Regions from separate parts of the Homo sapiens genome. Here regions 2 and 3 are each linked to region 1. A link is a contact called in ENCODE Hi-C or POLR2A ChIA-PET data. All regions are on one chromosome and are shown on one strand. Each heading gives the region's core, a stretch centred on a gene start or an enhancer-like site at or near the end of the contact. The rest is flanking DNA. Distances are from core to core; before and after follow the strand shown.

What was found. Hi-C counts contacts between places; a loop is a spot of excess contacts on that map. ChIA-PET counts read pairs that join two places held with the same protein, here RNA polymerase II (POLR2A). Pooled maps may share reads with other maps.
Region 2: a pooled map shows a loop between it and region 1 (16-fold over the local background). The contact joins the promoter of LRP4-AS1 here to the promoter of MDK in region 1. A Hi-C loop is called at or near these places in 1 of 37 single-sample maps with no recorded cell type and 7 of 50 pooled maps. POLR2A ChIA-PET finds 5 or more read pairs at or near these places in 2 of 52 experiments (WTC11 and activated CD4-positive, alpha-beta memory T cell).
Region 3: a map of A673 shows a loop between it and region 1 (2.3-fold over the local background). The contact joins the promoter of F2 here to the promoter of MDK in region 1. A Hi-C loop is called at or near these places in 1 of 168 maps with a recorded cell type or tissue (A673) and 1 of 50 pooled maps.

What each region holds. Positions count from the first base shown.
Region 1 is chr11:46,379,606-46,383,630 of GRCh38, forward strand. MDK (midkine) reads left to right here and starts at 2,064. Exons shown (of 5, transcript NM_002391.6): 1 at 2,064-2,153; 2 at 2,452-2,528; 3 at 2,689-2,856; 4 at 2,982-3,143; 5 at 3,864-4,025. The coding sequence starts at 2,453. The coding sequence ends at 3,889. It overlaps DGKZ (diacylglycerol kinase zeta), which reads left to right. Exons shown (of 31, transcript NM_001199267.2): 31 at 226-946. The coding sequence ends at 342. RefSeq lists an enhancer at 795-1,429 and silencers at 929-1,138, 1,569-1,768, 2,199-2,308, 2,729-2,778, 2,754-3,048.
Region 2 is chr11:46,844,022-46,848,046 of GRCh38, forward strand. It overlaps LRP4-AS1 (LRP4 antisense RNA 1), which reads left to right and starts at 2,390. Exons shown (of 3, transcript NR_038909.1): 1 at 2,390-2,478; 2 at 2,589-2,696. CKAP5 (cytoskeleton associated protein 5) reads right to left here and starts at 2,259. Exons shown (of 44, transcript NM_001008938.4): 1 at 2,199-2,259. RefSeq lists enhancers at 1-443, 1,502-2,079, 2,534-2,653 and silencers at 1,914-2,063, 2,244-2,323.
Region 3 is chr11:46,717,030-46,721,054 of GRCh38, forward strand. It overlaps F2 (coagulation factor II, thrombin), which reads left to right and starts at 2,184. Exons shown (of 14, transcript NM_000506.5): 1 at 2,184-2,285; 2 at 2,673-2,833; 3 at 3,494-3,518; 4 at 3,761-3,811. The coding sequence starts at 2,207.

The sequences.
Region 1 (4,025 bases), core at 814-3,313:
AACCAAACCTTTCCCAAGGTCCTAGGCGGGAGCTGGGGCTGGGGGCTGTCCCTGGGAAGACACAGTCCAGACCCTGGGAAACCTGAGCCAGCAGGGGAGGAGCTGGTGGGCAGAGAGGCCTCCCTCCCTGACCAGGCCACAGGGAGGTAGAGCCCCTGCCTCTCAGCCTGCTAGGGGTTAGGCCTGCCTCTGGCCCCTGCTGATCGCAGCTCCGCCCTCCTCCAGGGCGACACTCCCCGGCAGCGGGCTGAGAAGGCTCAGGACACCGAGCTGGCCGCCTACCTGGAGAACCGGCAGCACTACCAGATGATCCAGCGGGAGGACCAGGAGACGGCTGTGTAGCGGGCCGCCCACGGGCAGCAGGAGGGACAATGCGGCCAGGGGACGAGCGCCTTCCTTGCCCACCTCACTGCCACATTCCAGTGGGACGGCCACGGGGGGACCTAGGCCCCAGGGAAAGAGCCCCATGCCGCCCCCTAAGGAGCCGCCCAGACCTAGGGCTGGACTCAGGAGCTGGGGGGGCCTCACCTGTTCCCCTGAGGACCCCGCCGGACCCGGAGGCTCACAGGGAACAAGACACGGCTGGGTTGGATATGCCTTTGCCGGGGTTCTGGGGCAGGGCGCTCCCTGGCCGCAGCAGATGCCCTCCCAGGAGTGGAGGGGCTGGAGAGGGGGAGGCCTTCGGGAAGAGGCTTCCTGGGCCCCCTGGTCTTCGGCCGGGTCCCCAGCCCCCGCTCCTGCCCCACCCCACCTCCTCCGGGCTTCCTCCCGGAAACTCAGCGCCTGCTGCACTTGCCTGCCCTGCCTTGCTTGGCACCCGCTCCGGCGACCCTCCCCGCTCCCCTGTCATTTCATCGCGGACTGTGCGGCCTGGGGGTGGGGGGCGGGACTCTCACGGTGACATGTTTACAGCTGGGTGTGACTCAGTAAAGTGGATTTTTTTTTCTTTTCTGCTTTTCTTCTTTTGCGGGGGAGGTCTAACAAGCAGCGGGGGCTGCGGGGTTGTCCTCGGGGTGGGGGACTGGACGCTGTCGACAGCACCTTCCTGGGGCCCCGGCTCCCGTTTGGTGGTTGGTCCCAGGGCCTGCCCGGTTCCTGACCTCTGCCCGGCGGCCGCGCTCGTCGGGGCCGGGGGCGGGGCCGATCCCTCCGGCTTCCCGCTTCCCGCGGAGAACAACAATGAAAGTGAAAGAGGGGTGGGGCGGGGGCGAGCCCGGGTTCTGTGGCCCATTTGCCCTGTGGCCTTGAGCAAGCCCCTCCCCCAGGCCTCGGGGGCTCTCCCGGTTTGGGGGAACCGGGCGAGGCAATGCCACAGGCCCAGGGTTAGAGGGGGTGGGCACTTGCAGCTGCCGATGTGGCTGGATCTGGAACTTCTCAGACGGCTCCTGTCAGCGCCAAGTTTCACCAAATCCAGGCCTGCGGGCTCCTCCCCCAGGACCCCCACTCGCAGTCCCTCAAGCCTGTGCTCCCGGAAAGGCACTGGGCGACCGCACCCGTGGCTTTCTCTGGGCGACCGGGTCCCAGACTCCCCCCAGCACAGCAGAGCGCTTCCCTGCCCACCCGCGGAAACCGCCCCAGGTGGGCCGCGCCCCCTCCCCAGCAGCCAGCAGGGCGCCAGGGCTGAGCCGGCCGTGGAGGGGAGCGGGTCCCGCGGGTTATACAGGCGCCGGGGCTCCGCGGCAGGCAAGAGAAGCTGAGGCCTGAGAACGGCCCGGGCCTTGGCGTACGGCAGGGGACGACCTGGGATGGGGGCAGCGGGCGGCGGCGCAGGGAGTGGGCCGGGGGCCGGTGTGCGCGGGCGGGACGGGGCCCGGGGTCGGGAGACCACCGCTCGGAAGATGGGGCCGGGAGAGGCCGCCGTCGCAGCGCAGAGGGCACCGGCGGGGAGACGCGAGGACGCGGGGCCGGGAACACGGACGCCGGAGTAGAAGCGCGGGGGGCGCGGGCTGGAGCGGGGGCGGGGACGCCGGGGTCGGGGGCGGTGCGGGTTTGAGGGGAGGGGGCGGGGCGGGTCCTTCCCTGGGGGGGTGGGGAGAGGGGGCGGGGGCCCATGTGACCGGCTCAGACCGGTTCTGGAGACAAAAGGGGCCGCGGCGGCCGGAGCGGGACGGGCCCGGCGCGGGAGGGAGCGAAGCAGCGCGGGCAGCGAGCGAGTGAGCGCGCGGCGGCCCCTGGTCCGCCCGGCCGCGGCCGATCTAGGGGCTGGGGGCTGGAGGCGGGGGTGGGGGTCTGAGCTGCGTCCTGGGCTCGAGGCGTCCCCCGGGGAGTCGCCTCTTAGCGGTGCGTCCGGGCTAGCGGCGAGGGGCCGCCCCAAGTCTTCCCACCGCCGCCACCTTAGCAGCCCGACTTGGGGCCTGGAAAGTGGAGCACGCGGAGGTGGGAGGGCCCTGCACGCGGCCCCCGGTGGGGAAGGGGACGGGCCAGGGATTCAGACTCGGGCTCTCCCCTCAGGATGCAGCACCGAGGCTTCCTCCTCCTCACCCTCCTCGCCCTGCTGGCGCTCACCTCCGCGGTCGCCAAAAAGAAAGGTGATGGGGGATGATCGAAGGAGGGCTGGGGACGGGCAGGCGAGGCCCCTCCACTTCTGGGCTGGGCCGCCTGGGTTCCTAGCCTGGAACCCCAGGAAGGCGGCTCCCGAGGGAGTCTCCCCGTGCCCCAGTCCTGAACTCTGTTCCTCGCGCGTTGTAGATAAGGTGAAGAAGGGCGGCCCGGGGAGCGAGTGCGCTGAGTGGGCCTGGGGGCCCTGCACCCCCAGCAGCAAGGATTGCGGCGTGGGTTTCCGCGAGGGCACCTGCGGGGCCCAGACCCAGCGCATCCGGTGCAGGGTGCCCTGCAACTGGAAGAAGGAGTTTGGAGGTGAGGCGGGGCGCAGTCAGAGGGCAGGAGACGGGGGGCACAGCCTCGCCGAAGCCTGGGCGGACCCTTGGCGGAGGGCGGGGCCGCGGGCCGCGCAGCGCTGACCTGGGCCGCTCTCTCGCCAGCCGACTGCAAGTACAAGTTTGAGAACTGGGGTGCGTGTGATGGGGGCACAGGCACCAAAGTCCGCCAAGGCACCCTGAAGAAGGCGCGCTACAATGCTCAGTGCCAGGAGACCATCCGCGTCACCAAGCCCTGCACCCCCAAGACCAAAGCAAAGGCCAAAGGTCAGCGAAAGGAGAAGGGGGTGGGGCTGTCGCGGGGGGCTGCCCCCCCCCCCCCCCGCCTGTGAGGGGACAATTCCAAGTTAAACCTTAAGTTTTGAGTCCTGGCCAGTGGCTTCCTGACATCGCCTCACTTGGCTTCCCTGCCTGGAAAAGTCTGAAGATGGGCACTACAAGAGAGGCCGCAGGTGATGCTGGGGACATAAATCCTCCCTGGCCCAAATAGGGACCAACTCAAACTACTCCATTGGAGCATCTGGCTTAGGACCCAGGGAGAGTGTCCTGGAACGGCTTGCCTTTGTCAGCTCTCCAGCCACGGGCAGCATTTGGTCAGCTCTGCCCTTTCTAGTGTTGGGAGGAGGTCAAGGCCCACCCTGGGCCTCTCAGCTCACTCGTGACTCAGCCCAGCGAGGCCAGCAGGGCAGGGGTGAATCTGCCCGCTTCTCAGGTGAGGAGGCTGAGGATGCCCAGGGCTGCTGTGACCAGGACTAGGACTGGAAACTTGAAGGTTTTCTGATCCCAAGTGGAAATAGGAAGCTGGGGATGTCCCATGTCCACATCACAATGGCTGCCCCATCCCCTGCTTCCGAGTCAGCTGATTGGAAACCACTAGGGGGCAGAATCTTCTCCTTCCCTGATGCCCGGGTGTTTGTGGAGCCGGCGGTCTGCAATGGGTCAGCCTAACTGCTGATATGGTATTAATATTTCTTTCTTGTTTTACAGCCAAGAAAGGGAAGGGAAAGGACTAGACGCCAAGCCTGGATGCCAAGGAGCCCCTGGTGTCACATGGGGCCTGGCCCACGCCCTCCCTCTCCCAGGCCCGAGATGTGACCCACCAGTGCCTTCTGTCTGCTCGTTAGCTTTAATCAATCATGCCCTGCCTTG
Region 2 (4,025 bases), core at 1,140-3,639, 460 kb after region 1:
ACCAGCCTGGCCAACATAGTGAAACCCTGTCTCTACTAAAAATACAAAAAATTAGCTGGGCATTGTGGTGCACACAAGAAGTCCCAGCTACTTGGGAGGCTGAGGTGGCAGAATCGCTTGAACCCAGGAGGCAGAGGTTGCAGTCAGCTGAGATCGCACCACTGCACTCTAGCCTGGGCGAAAGAGCAAGACTCTGTCTTAAAAAAAAAAAAAAAGGAAAAGAAAGTGAGTGTTGATGGAATTAAGATAAAAGTTTACAGGAGAGTTGGTATATTCAAACACACTTCATATGAGAGCATAAGAGCTCCACACCCTTCTCCCATACCTACAAGCCCTACGCCTCTCTTCATCTGTATGCTTTGTAGCATCCTTTACAATAAACCGTGAAGGTAAAAAACAAACAAACAAACAAACAAAAAACACCAAAAAAACAGGTGCTGCTAAAACTGAACTGTCAGTAGTAGAAGACTGCGATGGAATTACCACACCCACTGTTCATAATTCAAACATAATTCAAAACTGATCAAGACTTTAAAGTAATGGAGAATAAAGTAAAAGGCATGTTAATTGTTACGGAATACCTTTGCTTGCCATTGCCTCAGTGAACAGCCTTTTAAAAAATTTTTTTTCTTTTTTTTGAGACAGAGGGTCGCTCTGTCACCCAGGCTAGAGTGCAATGGCGGGATCTTGGCTCACTGCAACCTCTGTCTCCCGGGTTCAAATGATTCTCTTGCCTCGGCCTCCCGAGTAGCTAGGATTACAGGCGCCCGCCATCACGCCCAGCCATTTTTTGTATTTTTAGTAGAGAGAGAGAGAGAGAGACGGGGTTTCACCATGTTGGCCCGACTGGTCTCAAACTCCTGACCTCGTGATCCGCCCGCCTCGGCCTCCCAAAGTGTTGGGATTACAGGCGTCAGCCACCGCGCCCAGCCTAAAATCTTATTTAAAAATTTTTTTACATGAGTTTACCAACTAGATTTAACTTATGGTTGCAAAATAAATTGATTTCACCTTTATCTATATCATTAAATTTGGTAAAAGCATTACAGTTTGTCCAGTCACTTCAGAGAAGTCAAAGTCTTCTACAATTTCTTAAAGTTTCAAAAGATTCTTAGCTTAATTTATTGGCTCTTTAGGTCAAAAGAAGGACTTTTCAGGGTGATGAAAATGGAGGAAGGAGGAGCTCACCTTTCTAAAAATGAGTTTTCAATTACTATAATTATGCATAAGACAGGCAGCATTTCTGGGCCAAGATTTGATGCCTTGGTCCCATGAGAATTAAATTAGAGCCACGCATAAATTTGGGGCAAGTTCTGCAAAAACCACTTCAACCTCTATTGATGCTGAATAAAAAACTCATTGTTAAGATTCATCAACACGAATATATTTTCTAACACACACTAGCCACTCTGGCAACAACCCTTTCATCATTTTCTATCCAAGAAACACAACGGAATGCATTTCAATCCTGCTCAACAATTACCACGATTACAAGTAGAGGGGAGAGCTCAAAAGTAAGAATCTAGTTCACCGAGCCCGACCTTAAAGTAGCAAGGCCCAACCCACACTGCTGGCTATTGTATTGGTTCCCCAACACCTCCAGGGCTGGAAGGACACCAGAACGCTCCCGACACGTTGAGAGAGAGAAAGCCAGTCGTTAAGGGCGGGGTGGTGGATGATCGGAATCGTTCACATCGCAGCAAGCCAGCAGGGACACAGGTGTGCGGCCAGGCCCCGGTGCCGCTGTCCTTGCTCCAGGGCGACAAGGCCCTTCGCAACCACCACAGCCCTCGTAGGCGCTTACTTATTCATTCACTTGACAATTACGCGAGAGGCACTCTAGCAGGGCCGGCTCTCGGGGCCCCCGCCCTAGTCTTGGTAAATCGCTGCCGCCAGGCGCGGCCCTGCACCGCCCGCGCCCCGCGGACGCTGCCACCCGCGCCACGCTGCGGCGCGCTCTGGCCACCTGGAGCCCAACCCCGGCCTCCGCCGCACACGAGCGCCCACGCCCCCGGCCCTGCCCGCCGCAGGTCCCCCGGCCTCCGGCTCGCTTCGCCGCCTCAGACCTGCCGGGTTCGTGGGGCAAGTGGGGCGCGCGTCTGGAGACCTCCAGCCGCCCAGGATTCAGGGGCTCCTCTGCGCGCGCGATGCCTGCACTCGAGGGCCTCGCGGGTGGGGCAGGCCCACCGACCACTCACCTCAGCTGGGTCAGAACCAAGCGGCCTGCTCTAAGCCGTTTGAAACCGCTTGGGCCGCCGCACACCCCGCAGTGTCCTCGTTCTTTATTGGTCCTCGACGGACCGCCCATCGGACTTTTATTGGTCCATTTGAAAGGCCTGTGGGCACGCGCCGCCCGCAGCCTTAAAGGGGCCGCGCGCAGCCGTGTTTCCCTCTGGACCAGACGCCGCCTGCACGGGTGGGGACGCTGGTCGCTGCCGGGGGCAAGTCTGCCGACTCCAGAAAGAAAGGCGAAAGAATGTGTGTAGACCCGGGCATCCTTGGTCGTCAGCATGTTTGCTTTATTTAATTACAGATGTTCAGGCTGCTGTCAACACCCGACAATTTTTTTTGGTCATTTCATTCCCTAGAGATTGTGAAGCTAAGTGCTGTGAGGGAAACCAGAGGCAGCTGAGATGTCGTGGAAGTAACAGCGAATGAAGCCAGGATGCTGGATTCTGACCTTGGAACTGTTCTGAGTAAATCACTTTTCTCAGTAAATCTTCTGGAGTTGTTTCCTTATCTGTAAAATGGGATAACGATGTTTCCCTTACAATTTAATGGAGGAGTTAATATAACTAATAGAATGTCTGAGAAAAGCCTTTGTGAACTGTAACGCATCCTGCAAATGCTTAATATTCCCTTATAAAAACGAGAGGCTTGGTTAACATGATCTCCAGAATTTTAGCTTAGCTCTACATTCAGTGTTTCTGTGAATGAGTTCAGGTCCTTACTTCCAAGGAATTTGTAATCTACAGTGGTTGGAGGAATATAACATACAGACTAGTCACTAAAATTCAAAGCAGTGTAATAACTGTATAAATGAAAAGCTATAAATGCTTAGAGACAGGAGAAATTTGATGGGGGAGGATCTGTGAGGAAGATGAATTTTTAACCTAGGATTTAAAGAATGTGTAGATTCCCAACAGGCTAAAAGATGGAGAGAGGATGGATAAAAGTAAATGAAACAATTACATGTTTTTTCATTGTCAAGTTGGCAGAGATGAAAAAGTTCAACAGCCTTTGGTTGGTCAAGATTTGGAAAAACAGGCTGGGTGCAATGGCTTATGCCTGTAATCCTAGCGCTTTGGGAGGCCGAGGCAGGAGGATTGCTTGAGGCCAGGAGTTCAAGACCAACCTGGGTCTTGCTATCAAGACCCCATCTCTGTTTTTAAAAATATAAAGAGATTTGGAAAAATGGACACTCAAAGTCAATATTGGTAAGAGTATAATTGGTACAAACCTTTAGGAGGACAATTTGACAGTTACTAAAATGTACATAATCTAGTTCTGGCCCAGTAATCCACTATGAGGAATTTATCGTACAGATCTGTGCAAGTATGCAAAGAAAAATGTACAAGGATGTTTACTGCAATACTGCTTTTTTTTTTTTTTTTTTTGAGACAGTCTCGCTCTGTCGCCCAGGCTGGAGTGCAGTGGCGCAATCTCAGCTCACTGCAACCTCCGCCTCCCGTGTTCAAGCGATTCTCCTGCCTCAGCCTCCTGAGTAGCTGGGACTACAGGCACGTGCCATCACACCTGGCTAATTTTTTGTAGTTTTAGTAGAGACGGAGTTGCACTGTGTTAGCCAGGCTGGTCTTGATCTGCTGACCTCGTGATCCTCCCGCCTGGGCCTCCCAAAGTGCTGGGATTACAGGCGTGAGCCACTGCACCCGGCTTTTTTTTTTTTTTTTTCTGACAGAGTCTCTCTCATGTCACCCGGGCTGTAGTGCAATGGCGTGATCTTGGCTCACTGCAACCTCCATCTCCCGGGTTCAAGCAATTCTCCTGCCTCAGGCTCCCAAGTA
Region 3 (4,025 bases), core at 934-3,433, 340 kb after region 1:
GCTGAGATCACGCCACTGCACTCCTTTCTGGGTGACAGAGTGAGACTCCATCTCAAAAAAACAAAACAAAACAAAACAAAAACAAACAAAAAAACCCAACAGGTAGGTAGCAGTGGTTCACGCCTGTAATCCCCACTTTGGGAGGCTAAAGTGGGCAGATCACCTGAGGTCAGGAGTTCACGTCCAGCCTGGGCAACATGGTGAAACTCTGTCTCTACAAAAATACAAAAATTAGCCAGGCATGATGGCGGGTGCCTGTAGTTCCAGCTATTCGGGAGGCTGAGGCAGGAGAATCGCTTGAACCTAGGAGGTAGAGGTTGCAGTGAGCCGAGTTCACGCTATTGCACTCCAGCCTCCATCTCAAAAACAAAACAACAAAAACCCAAAATATATATTATAATTTTATTTTATTTATTCAATTTTATTTTATTTTATTTTATTTTTCTAGGAACAGGTCTCATTCAGGCCAGGCATGGTGGCTCACGCCTGTAATCCCAGCACTTGGGAGGCCGAGGTGGAGGTGGGCGGATCACCTGAGGTCAGGAGTTCGAGACCATCCTGGTCAATGTGGCGAAACCCCATCTCTACTAAAAATACAAAAATTAGCCAGGTGTGGTGGCACACGCCTGTAATTCCAGCTACTTGGGATACTGAGTCAGGAGAATCACTTGAACAGGGAGATGGAAATTGCAGTGAGCCGAGATTGTTCCACTGCACTCCAGCCTGGGTGACAGGGCGAGACTCCGTCTCAAAAAAAAAAAAAAAAAAGAAAGAAAGAAAGAAAGAAAGAAACAGGATCTTACTCTGTTACCCAGGCTGGAGTACAGTGGTGCAATCATAGCTCACTGCAGCCTGGAACTCCTGGGCTCAAGTGATCCTCCTGCCTCAGCCTCCTCAGTAGCTCAGACTGCAGGCATGCACCACCATTCCCAGCTAATTTTTAATTTTTTTTTGGTAGAGATGAGGGTCTTGCTATGTTGCCCAGGCTGGTCTCAAACTCCTGGCCTCAAGCGATCCTGCCATGTCGGCCTCCCAAAGTGTTGGGATTACAAGTGTGAGCCACTATGCCTGGCCTAAAAATATATATATGAAAATATATAAGAAATGGGCCTCCCAGGAATTAAGGTGTTTGCGGGAGTCCTGGTCCCCAGTTTTTCTGCCAACACTCCCTGTTCCCACACATGACCTGGTCCAGACCCCAAACAGCCAGGCCCAAAGGACAGGTGAGGCGAGGCGAGAACTTGTGCCTCCCCGTGTTCCTGCTCTTTGTCCCTCTGTCCTACTTAGACTAATATTTGCCTTGGGTACTGCAAACAGGAAATGGGGGAGGGACAGGAGTAGGGCGGAGGGTAGGGTAGGACCAGAAGCCTCTCTAGGCCTGCCATGGGGCAGGCAGCCAGGGAGAAGGAGGGCCCCTCAGTGGAGACCCAGGGATTTCAGTAGCCCCTGTTCCGGGACAGGCGCAGGTCCTGGGAGGTGACAGAAGATAGACTAAAGGCCCAAGAGTCCCTGGACCTGACTCCTCCCAGGCAGCTGCCACACACAAACACACCTCCAGGCACCCTGGACAGGAAGGAGGAGAAATGGGCCCCTCCTCCAGTGGCTGAGAAGCTGGGGCAAATGTTGGCTGTTCCTATCCCTGGTGCATCCCATGGCGAGGGGCAACTTCCATCAGGCCACACCTTTTATCTTTGTCTCTATTTTTGATATCTGTGTATTATGATTATACAAACCCCCACATTGGCCTATATGTGCAGATCTGATTAAGAACTTACGATATTCCATGGACATTCCATTCCTAATCTCCTTTAGTCCTCACAACAAAGTATTATTCCCATTGTATAGATGAGGAAACTGAGGCACACAGAGATGACAAGCAACCACCGCTATATGTTAGGATTCGAAGGAGCTCCAGGAAAGTCTCATAGCCCCACTGGCCAGAATGGGCTAAATCTCAGAGGGGGAGGGTGGGAGATGGGGGTGACAGTGACCTTTTTTGTGACTCCTCCTAGACCATCCATCCCTGCTCCCAGGAGGACCTGTCCTCCCAGATGGTGGAGATGGACAGGAGGACTATCTACCCACCCGTCCCCACGGCCCTGACCCTCTGACCTCACCCTCTCCGCTGATTTCTTCATGTTAGTTCAACATTAACCCAGAGGGGTCAGGACAGACAATTCCTCAGTGACCCAGGAGCTGACACACTATGGCGCACGTCCGAGGCTTGCAGCTGCCTGGCTGCCTGGCCCTGGCTGCCCTGTGTAGCCTTGTGCACAGCCAGCATGGTAAGGGAGTGCTTGCAGGCTGGAACAGGCTGGAGGACTGGGGTGTGGGCCCATGGGCTGGGGTCTCCTGGCTGGACAGAGCACACAGAGCTGGCCCCTAAGTAGGTCTCAGCCCCAGGCGGCCAGCTTAGGGAAGAAGTCAGGAGCTCAGGGCTGGAAAGAGAATGGCTGCTTCTCTCTTCCAATATAGGGAGCAGGCTGGGGGCAAGGGGCAGTGTAGGAGGGGCACAGGGGGCCACATTTAGCAGCCTTCCAGGCACTTCCACCAGCCCAGACAGCCTCTCTCAGAAGCCAGCAGGGGAGGGTGGGCTTGCTTCATGCCCCCAGAATGGCCAAGACTGCCTGTTCCTGAGGCCGCTGTCCCATGACCCCCCCACCGCCTTACAGTGTTCCTGGCTCCTCAGCAAGCACGGTCGCTGCTCCAGCGGGTCCGGCGAGCCAACACCTTCTTGGAGGAGGTGCGCAAGGGCAACCTGGAGCGAGAGTGCGTGGAGGAGACGTGCAGCTACGAGGAGGCCTTCGAGGCTCTGGAGTCCTCCACGGCTACGGTGAGCCTGGGCTGCTCGGACGGTGCCGGGGCCTCAGACCGGGCCCAACTCTAGACACTTCCACAGAGAAGCAAGCGAGGAACGCCACAGCCCCTTCGCTGCTCACAGCCTCATTTCAACTCTGAGCCCCTCCTCACAGGGCTGGCAAGAGGAGCGGCCTCAGCCTTTCCTGGGGGTCTCTGTGCCTGGACTGTGTCCCTGTGCAGCTCCATGACATGGGGAGGCCTCCACAGTCTTCAGACATCCACCTGCCCTGGAGCTCTGTGTCCACATGGCCTCCTCAGCGGCAGACTCCCACACCACCCTTGAGGGGTGGGACTCTGGGGAGGCCACCACAAGCCCCCGGGCTCAAGACTCAGTGTTCCTGGAGCTCTGTGTCGCCTTTCCTGTCTGTAGGGCTCTGCCAGGGTCCCACTGCCCCCTCTCCTCCCATCTCCCCCAGCCTCTTTCAGTCTCGGTGTGTGTGTTGGAGGAACTCCCCTATCCTCAAATATTCTTCTCCTTTTGGAAACAAAAGTAGGAAACTCTGCCACAAACCTCCCCAGAGCCTGCCCCCTGCGTGACCAGGGTAAAGGAAAGTGTGAGGAGGAGACATAACATTTACTAAAACAACACAAAACAGGAGCTGCCGTAGCCTCACTCCCAGCCCTTGTTTTTCAGGATGTGTTCTGGGCCAAGTACACAGGTGAGCACCGGGAAGGATTTGCCCCAGGAAGGGAGGCCTGGGGACCCCAGTGAGAGAATTCTACCCAGAGAATCTTCTGCTGCACCTAGCCATCCACCCATCCACCCCTTCCCCACTCCTTCCTTGGTCCCTCCCATCTGTTCATCCATCTTTCTGTTTCTCACCAACATCCCATCCACCCTGACTCCAGCTCATCCTGGCCATACCCCAATCCCAAAGGTAAACACCTGGGTCTTTTCCAGCTTGTGAGACAGCGAGGACGCCTCGAGATAAGCTTGCTGCATGTCTGGAAGGTGAGCAACTGACACGGGTTTGGGGAGCAGGACATGGAGGGGAGCCTGGGAGAAGAGCTCAGGGGTGGGTTTGGAGTGTGGCTGGTGGAGGCCGAGGCAGTCCCCAGCATCTGACATTGCTCCCATTCCTGGGGTCAAGATGTCTCTTTGTACCTGGCTCTGTGTCTGGCATGCGAACGAATGAATGAATGAATGGACTAATGAATTAATGTTT